Regions from separate parts of the Homo sapiens genome. Here region 1 is linked to region 2. The links are chromatin loops, found by intact Hi-C in ENCODE. Cell type or tissue: dorsolateral prefrontal cortex. All regions are shown on one strand. Links, peaks and the distances in the headings refer to the core of each region. The heading gives the core; the rest is flanking DNA.

What was found. Peaks named below come from ENCODE experiments on the same cell type or tissue, not always from the same donor. Only the 100,000 strongest peaks of a DNase experiment are listed, where the experiment ranks them.
Region 1: a loop joins it to region 2, with 4 times the contacts of the local background. A loop is called at or near these places in 2 of 110 quality-filtered maps.

Annotation. Positions count from the first base shown.
Region 1 is chr20:46,749,653-46,755,025 of GRCh38, reverse strand. No RefSeq gene overlaps it. Among named protein-coding and RNA genes, the nearest start is that of SLC2A10, 43 kb to the right of the region's middle. In dorsolateral prefrontal cortex, for the core only: CTCF peaks have their summits at 2,010 and 2,210; a DNase peak (open chromatin) is centred at 2,185; H3K4me3 peaks cover 867 bases.
Region 2 is chr20:46,556,612-46,561,984 of GRCh38, reverse strand. It overlaps SLC13A3 (solute carrier family 13 member 3), which reads left to right. Exons shown (of 13, transcript NM_022829.6): 13 at 1,787-4,157. The coding sequence ends at 1,963. Among named protein-coding and RNA genes, the nearest start is that of OCSTAMP, 8.6 kb to the right of the region's middle. In dorsolateral prefrontal cortex, for the core only: a CTCF peak has its summit at 2,102 (motif pointing left); DNase peaks (open chromatin) are centred at 2,084 and 3,288; H3K4me3 peaks cover 77 bases; H3K27ac peaks cover 3,703 bases.

The DNA.
Region 1 (5,373 bases), core at 181-5,180, 190 kb before region 2:
AATTTAGCAATGAAGCAGCTCAGGCCCAAAGAGATTGACTCCCTCGTGCAAAGTCACCCAGCCAGTGTGGGATGCAGATGAAACTGGAAACAGGTCTGCCTAACCCCTGAGCTCTGTCCCTTCTGCAGGCTCCTACTCTAGACCAAGAAATGGCTGGGCTCAATGATACTCAAACTGTGGCCCCCTGAGCTTGTTAGAAATGCAAATTCCTGCGTTCCACCCAAGGGGGCATTTGACATGTGCCTGTGTTGTTTGCATGGGCTTTGACTGCAAGTAATCTGTCATCTAAAAGAGGTGAAACTGCAAGTTTCCTAGAAAGTATGTCATATAATCAGAAGTCCTGAATTTGGGCTGGGCGCCGTAGCTCACACTTGTAAAACCAGCACTTTGGGAGGCTGAGGCAAGTGAATCCCTGGAGGTCAGGAGTTCGAGACCAGCCTGGCCAACCTGGTGAAACCCCGTCTCTACTAAAAATACAAAAATTAACTGGGCGTGGTGGTGGGCGCCTGTAATCCCAGCTACTAAGGAGGCTGAGGCAGGAGAATCGCTTGGGCCAGGGAGGCAGAGGCTGCAGTGAGCCGAGATTACACCACTGCACTCCAGCCTGGGTGACAGAGCAAGACTCCATCTCAAAAAAAAAAAAAAAAAGAAAGTAAAGAAAAAGAAATCTTGAATTTGATAATTCCAGGATTAATGGAATTAACCACCAATTGAGCTGGTTAATTTGGCAACTCGATTATGTCAGACACAAAGATGGGGGTCTCTACAATTCCCTTGGTCTTTCCCTTGTGGTCACAAGATGGCTGCTGCAGCTCCAAACGTTCTGACAACATCCAAAGATAAGACCAACAGGAGAGAAGTTTCTCAAGTGTCTCTATCTTATCACACACACACAAAAACTCTGTTTCAGAAGCTCCCAGGAGACATCCACTTGTGTCTCTGTGGCCAGAACCAGGGCATCTGCCTGCCTATAAAGCAATTGCTGGCGGAAAGGAATGACTTAGCCCAATCGCAATGGATGCCCTGGGGCTGGGGCTGAAGCATCTCTCCATTGGGCACATTGTCATCCGCCGTGCATGGAACACATTGGGCACTCTCTTAGCCAAGAAGGGGAGCTGGCTTTCCAGTAGACCAGCAATCTGTCTGCCGCAGCCCTCTGCATATGCTTTTGTGTATTATCTTATGAGTATATGTATAACCTTATCGAATAAGCTTATACCCAAATCACGGAGAAGCACCGCCAGAACTGATAGCAGAAGGGGTCAGAAAGAAATTATTAAGCTTGGGTCCTTCTTTTTCTTTTCTTTTTTTTTTTTTTTTTGACACGGAGTCTCGCTCTGTCACCCAGGCTGGAGTGCAGTGGTGCTATCTCCGCTCACTGCAGCTTCCGCCTCCAGGGTTCAAGCAATTCTCCTGCCTCAGCCTCCTGAGTAGCTGGGATTACAGGCGCGCGCCGCCACGCCCGGCTAATTTGTGTATTTTTAGTAGAGACGGGGTTTCACCATGTTGGCCAGGCTGGTCTCAAACTCCTGACCTCGTGATCCACCCGCCTCAGCCTCCCAAAGTGCTGGGAATACAGGCGTGAGCCACCGCGCCCGGCCAAGCTTGGGTCCTTCTATCAGACCATATAAGTTACTGTTTTAAAATAAATCCCACCATCTCTGCCTGGCACTGTTAGGTTGCCGTGTATATGAGGCAGAGGGGTGAGTTGTAAAATTTAACCTTGTGAGAGTGACTTCAATCTTGGTGATTGTTTGAGGCTTTCTTTTCCTTCTCTCTCTCTCTTCTTTCCAGTTCTTCACTCTAGAAAGTAGTTCGGGCTTCTTTTGATCTCTGAGAGACCCTGCTTAATCTCACGATAGCCCTGCAGGTGGGTTTGATTGTTTCTGCTGCACAGATGAGAACACAGGTCCGGGTGCAGCAGGGGCTCCCCGGGCCAGTCCTCCGGCTCAGCCAGCTCTCTCCTCTAAGGACTTGCAAAGAGTGGACGCTCACCCTGATTCCACTATGGAGCACTCAGGAAGGGAGTCCTGGTATTTCATTGACAAGGCTGGCAGACTGGACCAAGTTGGAACTAAGACTTGCCCTTGTCACCCACACGGGACCCCCAAGACTTTTTCCCCCATCTCCTGTACACACTCAAAATTACAGCCTCCACGAACTGCTATGAAAACACTTTTTAAATAGATGCCTGGCGCGCCCTCGTGTGTCTCCATGGTGTAATAACACCGTAAGGTTTTCAAAACAGCTTAAAAAATAACAATAATGATGGCTGCTGATACAGCTGATACATATTGAGCACTGATGTGCCAAGCAATGTATAAAGAAATGTAAATGCACAGTTTCGGCTTTGATATAAAAATTTTTCTTCTGAAGAAACTATATATGATCATGGTAAAAAAAAAATCACACAGGGCACAAAGGTTTACAGCAAAGTTATCTTCTCCCACTCTGTCCCGCCTGATGTGAATGGTGCACACTAATGTTGGGCAGTGCATAACCTGTCCAACCTTTCACCGTAACACTGATATGGGTCCATGTGCAAATGTATCTGTGAGATACATTCTTAGACTTGGAATTGCATGTGTATGCAGCCCTCTCCAGGGGGCACTTAGTACCACTTTGAATCATTGCACTGGCACTACTTGCATTGGCAGATGTTTTCCCCATTATTTCCTTCACTCGATAAACTACTATTAAGCACCTACTGGATACAGGGCACTTGGTTTCAAGGTTCTCTTTGCTGGTAGCATGAAGGCAGACATGAGTTCAGACCTTACATCCCATTCTCTCAGCAATCCAGTACGAAGAGTTTTTCTTAAGAAATTTAAAAATTAGTCCCAGAATCCAGTATCACTGGCTTTGGTTGGCTTAGCTTTGGCCACGCCCTCATTCCTGAACCAATCATTGTTGCTGGGATGGTGGGGGTGGGGTGCTCTTATTGGTTAACTAGGAGATGGGTGGGGTCCCTGAGGAGCAGATCCGTAAGAGCTATCAGCTTAGAGGCGAATGGAAGTGGATGGCGTCCAAGCAACAGATGCCCGCTTCTGTGACTCCACCCCTTACGGAAAGTCTATGGGACTCTCTGAAATGTATGAGTGATACTGTTAGAAAGCGGCAAGAAAATGAAAAGAAAACGTGGATGTTTTCCATATTTGAGTTGATGCAGGCTGGAGACAACAGCTGCCAGAGCTGCAAGGCAGAACACCCTGAGAAGTGGAACCGGAGGATCCAGGCGCCTGTTGAAGGGATAAATGAGAGCCGTGGCGTGTGGATGGGACTCTTTCTGTCTTCCGTTTGGCTGAAGCTCCAAACGCCAGGAGTAACCCAGTGGGTAGCAAGCACCCTTCCCTCCACCTCTGCAGGAATTGCAAAAAGCAATGGTAAAAAAATTGGTTTGTGATCCTTACCCCAGTGCTCAAGGAGGTTGGAGAAGCTGAAAGAGAGGACTGGTTTTGATATGGTTTGGATTTGTGTCCCCACCCAAATCTCATGTCAAATGGTAATCCCCAGTGTTGGAGGAGGGACTGGTGGGAGGTGATTGGATCATGGGGGCGAATTTCCCCTTGCTGTTCTCGTGATAGTGAGTGAGTTCTCATCAGATCTGATTGCTTAGAAGTGTGTAGTGCTGGCCGGGTGCGGTGGCTCACGCCTGTAATCCCAGCACTTTGGGAGGCCAAGGCGGGCAGATCATGAGATCAGGAGATAGAGACCATCCTGGCCAACATGGTGAAACCCCGTCTCTACTAAAAATATAAAAATTAGCTGGGCGTGGTGGCGTGTGCCTGTAGTCTCAGCTGCTTGGGAGGCTGAGGCAGGAGAATAGCTTGAACCTGGGAGGCGGAGGTTGCAGTGAGCCGAGATCGTGCCACTGCACTCCAGCCTGGCGACAGAGCAAGACTCCATCTCAAAAAAAAAAAAAAAAAAAAAAAAAAGAAGTGTGTAGTGCCTCCCACCTCTCTCTCTTCCTCCTGCCCCAGCCATGTGAACACATTCCTTCTTTCCCTTTGCCTTGCTCCGTGAGTGTAAGTTTCCTGAGGCCTCCTCAGCCATGCTTCCTGTATAGCCTGCAGAACTGTGGGCCAGTTAAACCTCTTTTCTTTGTAAATTACCCAGTCTCAGGTATTTTTTTTAGCAGTGCGAGAACGAAGGGACTAATACAGGTTTGGAGACACGTCTTTGGAGAAACTATTGATACTTGGCGTCCTGTGGCATTTCCTTGCCATTAGCACCTCCAACGTTATGCTGGAGAAAAAGCCGTTCCAACTCTTCACCGAACGCCGAGTCAGAGAGATGTGGGGAAACCACCGAAAGAGCTTGCCCTGTGTCTTCTGGACAGACTAGTGCCAAACCCATGCCTGGAAATGGGTAGAAGTTAGGGACCATGGCCGCTCAGCCTCTGCAGGAAAATGGATTACTGCATCAGGAATGATGACTTTAGAGAAGGCCAAAGGTGTAAGTTTCTTCCAGCAGGTTCTGAACCTCCAGAGGCAGCTGGCCTGGGGTTATTTGGGATTCCCAGTGCAGGACTGCCTGAAAATGTGAGGCGCCCAAATGGGGCTGCTGGACCACAGGATGCCCAGGACCTGCAGGCACACTCAAGAGTGGCCTGCCAGAGGAGACACATTGCCTGCCTCCCAGGAAGCAAATTTGGAGGTTGCCAGTGGGAGAATTGCCAAGAACCGCCATCCCTCCCCTGGGACACACAAGCTAAGGAAAGAAGGAATTGGCCCTCTAAGTCCAGAAAGCACAAGATCACATCATCACAACACCAGCCAAGTAAAACATCCCTGCTCCTCACCTCTTCAGAGCCCAAGGGGGCTGGGGAGGAGAAGAAATGAGAGTGGAGGAGGAAAGAGGTTTAATATGAATGAAGTTTGGAGTTTTGACATGACTCGACATTCTAATGACTTCATTTAGACTGTTGCTACACTCAGAAGTGACTTGGAGACATTTTATTTTTATAATCATCACCATATTGTTATTGGTCATGATCTAAGGGTGAGGAGAAGGGCTAAAGGATCGGCCCAATGGATCATTCGGGGAAAGTAAAGAACTATCCCACCAGTTGTGTTTGAATGGGCAGTGAGAGGGAAAATCAAGTTGCTACTTGCACCCCTCTAACTCCCAACTTCCACTCTTTCAACATACCAGACATGAAAGCTGAGTAAATGACCTCAAAGGTACAGCGATGACAGGGTGTGGTGGTGGTAGTTCTTGGTTTCCTACATTGCATCTTCAAATCGGGTTTTAGAATGGATGACACTGGAAGGCTAGAAATCTCAGGTACTGACATGTGGGCTGGTTTATAATTGTCTTCAAAAATTCACCCACAATAGGATCAGACAAGTTAGTATGGCCATAGGTGCTACA
Region 2 (5,373 bases), core at 177-5,176:
ACAAGGGGCACCCCCGGTCAGCCAGTCCCGGGCAGGGATGGCCCACCTGCAGGTTCGCTCCTGAGAGTAATGAGTTAGGTGTTAATGAAGTAGCTAACATGGGACCAGCAGGAATTTTGAGCCCTGGCAAAGGGAGACCCAATCCTCCCCCAGTTTCCCCAACATGTCGGCCCGACTCCCTCTAATCCTCCGAAGGTGCCAGGGCTTCCACCTCTGTGCCCTTAGAAGAGAGGCAGGACAGCACACGCAGTATGTCCCCCACCCGTCCGTGGTAATATTTATTTAACACCTTTACTAAATCAGCTTGACATTAAAAAAAAAAAACAAAAAAAAACTTGAATAAGAATATTCCAGAAGAAATGTTTCCAGTGCATCCATCAATGGAAAACCGGTATTATTAATATATGCCATGGCCAGTAAACCTAAAAATAAATGCAAAGCGGCAAAAACAAAAGAATTAAGCTCTCCCTGATAGCAGCTGCCTGGAGAAGGTTCTGGGCCTCTCCTTGTTAAAAGGGCAACTGACAGGAGCAGAGAAGTGCTGAAGCCATGGTGGCCCCTGTGAACCCCAAAAATCTGAGACAGGTCTCAGTAAATTTAGGAAGTTTATTTTGCCTAAGTTAAGGACATACGCCTGTGACACAGCTTCAGGAGGTCCTGACGACATGCACCCAAGGTGGGTGGAGCACAGCTTGATTTTATACATTTTAGGGAGGCATGAGACATCAATCAACATATGTAAGATGAACATTGGTTTGGTCCGGAAAGGCGGGACAACTCAAAGAGGGCAGGGGGCTACCAGGTCATAGGTATATAAGAGACAAATGGTTGCATTATTTTGAGTCTCTGATGAGCCTTTCCAAAGAAGGCAATCAGATATGCATTCAACTCAGTGAGCAGAGGGATGACTGAATAGAATGGGAGACAGGTTGGCCCTAAGTAGTTCCCAGTTTGACTTTTCTCTTTAGCTTAGTAATTTGGGGGCCCCAAGATTTATTTTCCTATCACACCCCTAAGAGAGACTTTCTCTGGGAGGAATAGACAGAAAGAGAATTAGAAAGGAAGTAACTGTCTCACCATGTGATTCAGCCTGGGCTATGTGAAGGCGGGGCAGCCAGAAGACCCAGGTGGGAAAACAAGGATTTTCAGCCCAAGGTGGACTGAATGGTCCAAGAGGCCAGCCAGGGTAGGGAGCAGATGGGCACATTCTCCACCGACAGAAGAAAAATGCTTCCCAATGGACAAGGGTAGTCTTGACTAGGACTACCTGACTGGACTGGACCTGAAGTGTGTGTGTGTACCTATGTGTACATATGTGTGTTCCTACATGCATGCGTGTGTGTGTGCATGCGTGTGTGTATATGTGTGTGGGATGGGGGTGTTTAGTGATCAGACAAGATTATTTTCAAGTTAGGTGACCTTGGACAAGTCAACTTCTCTAGGTCTCATTTTTCTCTTCTATAAAATGGGGATTAATAAGAATGACCTTTGTAAGGTTGCTTTCTGGGTTAAACAGCATAACCCTGTGACAACTGCGTAGCACACAGTGCCTGGAACCTAGAGGCCATCAATGAATGGGGACACTTGCAGCTCTTTGAGTGACAGCCTAGGGTAGTGTAAAGATTGAAGGGTCCCAGGCATTTACCGACCTGGGTCTGTGTCCTGGCTCCATCACTTCCTGGCTGTGCGATCTTGGGTGAGTGACTTCCTGTCTCTGAGTCTGAATGTTTCCATCTGTATGGTGGGTCAGGTGCTGACCCCTCCCTCTGTCTGGGCTCTATTTCAGGTGCGGACAGGCCTCCTGATGAACCTGATGGGTGTCCTGCTGCTCAGTTTGGCTATGAATACCTGGGCACAGACCATCTTCCAGCTGGGCACCTTCCCGGACTGGGCTGATATGTACTCGGTCAATGTCACAGCATTGCCACCCACCTTGGCCAATGACACATTTCGGACCCTCTGAGTCCCCCTGGAGGACTCCCTTGAGGCTGAACCCTCTCAAAGGGCTGTCACCATCACCTGCTGCTAGGACACTACAAAACAATCAAATAATTCTTTTCTGTAATCCAATATGCAGCAAGCAAGGGTGACCTCCAGTGGCCCACTCAAGTCCATGAGCCATTATCTAGGATACTTTCTCTCTCTTTCATGCAGTTCAAAGCCCAGGTATCTCTCAGATCTGCTGCCTGAGAAATAAGCTCCTTTATCAGTTAGCTGTTTTATCATTAGGATACAAGACAGCCCAGTGTCATCAACAGTGAGCAAATCTGGCATGGTGTTTGTCTCGTACAGTTGGGATAGGAGGCCATTCATTCCCATGGGCACAGCTAACATTATCCCCCAGTGATTACTTTCGATTACACTGAAGAGACCACCTTGTCTTTAAAGATCACTTTCCTGGGCTGCAATGTTCCAACCCAGTTGTTCCAGCTGTTCACAACCAGTGTGTGATTTTGCTTAGTTGGTGCCCATTCTGCACCAGTTGTTTTACCCCTGCCGATAACCAGCAGTCAGAGATTCTTTTTTAATCCTTGGAGACAGGGAAAGGGACAGATAGCTTTCCAAGGACATGAGACTGTGCAAAGCCTCTTTGCTGTTTCTCTGGGCTCCTGAGCATACCAGGGGAAGTTCTAGAAACCGCAGCTGACATCTCGACCCAAGAGATTTAGGATTCTCCTGTTTCATCTGGGTCAGTTTGGCCATAATTCTGGGGTCAGGCCAGGCCTGGGTCCTGCCCTCCCATGGGGTGACTCATGACCCCTCCAGCCAGGACTCTCCTACATGTGGCCCCCATAGGCCTCTGTGGCTGCAAGGCGGTCAGTTGCTGCTTGTCCCAGCAGGTGGCCTTGATCTCTCCATGCCCCACCTTAAGTGGTAAGCATGTTTAATTATCAAAGGCCCCATTTGTCAGGGGTGAGAGAAAAGTCAAAAGATAAATTGGGGCCTTGTAAAAGGCCAGGGTAAAATGTCTCAGGCAAGCAAAAGATTGTCCCCTTCTGCATATGGGTAAAACTGAGACGTCCCCGTGAGCCCGAGGCTGGAAGTGGTGTCTGCCTTCAAGGGTTAATCCCTCTTTGTTCCAAGCAGAAGCATTCTGGCATCCCAGTGAAGAGCTCAGGCCCTCAGGAAGTGTCTGCTGAATGGAATGGCCCAGCATTAGCCCAGTATTGGAAAAGACACCAGCCCAGGGGCCCTGACTCGTCACACTTCCCTTTCCTAAGCCTCTGAGGGTGGAGATTCCCCTAGGAGCGCTTGGCCAGCTGGGAAGGCAGCGCCCAGCTGCACTTGTTGTTGATACAGCATAAGTGAATCATGGGCATTTCCCTGAGAGCAGTGGGAGAGGCCCTCTGAGTTGGAAGTTGAGCTCCACCTCCTTTCCAAGTGAGCACTCAGTGTTGAATCACAGTTACAACCCACTGGGGCTGGTGGGAGATGCGTTGTATGGGACTGGAAGCAAGAGGTTCATTCAAAGAGAAACTCATGGGATTTGTAACCAGATGAATCATGATTTCTAAGACTTCTGATCAAAAATACTGTGAAATAAAGAATGTTAATCAACTTTGGACCTGGAGATGATTTGCCTTTCTGAACATAAGAGAGCTTCAAAGCCCCAAATTCCTGGGCTGGGGATTCCACAGAGTTGACCTCTCTGATTTTCTACTGCTCTTCCCTCCCCTCTCCAGCTACATACTCTGCCTCAGGGCCTTCGCATGTGCTGTTCCCTCTGCCTAGAACACTCTCTCCCAAGTATATGTCTGGTTCCCCGACTCACTTTATTCAAGTCCCTGCTCAGGTGTCACCTTCCCTGAGAGGCTTCCCTGACCTCCTGTCTAAAATGTCACCCTCATTACTCTCCACCCCCTTACTCTGCTATAATTTCTCCTTAATAGGACACTGTATAACTTATTTTCTTATTATCTTCTTCTCCCTCTAGAATATAAATTTATGAAAATACAAATGTTATTTTTTTTACTGCTGTAACTCCAGTTCCTAGAACAATTTCCAGCACATAGCAAGTGTTCAGTAAATATTTGCTGCTTGAATCTGCTCCAGAATTAACAAGAAAGCCATCTCTTCCTCTGATCTGGGGTCTGTTTTGTTCATTACTTTGTTCACTCCTTCTTCCATTTATTCATTCAATAAACATTTATTGGGAACCTGTCATGTTCTGGTTCATTGTCCCGCCCACATGGAACTTACAAGCTGGCAGGGGAGACAGGCAATAGAAACATAAACAAGTCATGTGTCATGATGCCGGCTAAGAAGAAAATGACCAAGATGTTAAACTGACTCAGAGGCTACTTTAGCCAGGGTGGACGGAGAGGACTTCTCTGAGCAGGTGGCACTAGATTGAGACCTGAAGGAGTCAGCCAGATGCTCATGGCAATGTGGGAGGAAGGGAGAAGGTGGGAGCGATGGGGAGTCTCTGGGGAGAACATTCCAGGCAAGGGGACTGCAAGTGCAGAGTTTCAGATGAGCAGATTGCTTCACTTAGTTGGGTGCTCTGAGCTGGAACTTTGTGGCATTTGGAAATCTAGAGTCTGCCTCTTCTGGCTGGTTACCAGGTGTCTCTGCAGCTTTCCTGAGAAGGCATTCTAGCTTGCTCTGACCGGATGTTACTCAGTCCTTGAAGCCTGAAGGGCTTTGCCATTCTTAGTGAAAAAGATCTGCAGGCAGAAGGCGGCAGCACCATTACGGTACGCTCATGGCAGCATAGGAACAAGGAGATGGCAGGGCTGGTACAGAGTCATTGGAATACACCAAGGGCTCATGTCCAGAAGATATGAGAAGCACCCCAACTCAGAAAAGACAAGACAAACAAAACCAAACCAAACCTTGTTTTTGTTACCTGTGGCCACATAACAAGCCATCCTCAAACTTAGAACTTTGAAACAGCAATTTCTCGGCTCACGTTTCTGCATTTGGACAGAGCTCTGCAGGGATGGCATTGTCTCTGCCCCGTGAGCTGGGAGTTTTGCTAGGGCTGGAAGGTCTGCAATGGCCGCTGACACTTCAGGGTCTCTCTTCACGTAGCTTCTCCAGGAGTCTATCCTTGACCTCTTTACATGATAGTGGCCTTCAAGAGCAACAAAAACCGAAGCTAAAAGGCCTCTAAGGGCAGGATGTGGAAGTCTAAGAACGTCAATTCTGCCAAATTCTATTGGTCAAAGTAGCCCACAGGACTGGCCTGGTTCAAGGGGAAGGAAATAGACTCCAGCCCTTGATGGTAGGGGCGGCATCCACCAGGGACAGTGGGCTGCCGTGTTTGGAAGCCATTTACCATAGCCCCCAAGAAAAAAGTGGACAAAAGGTACGAAATGTCATCCTGAAAAGAGATATCTACATGGCCAACAGGATTATGAAGAGATACCC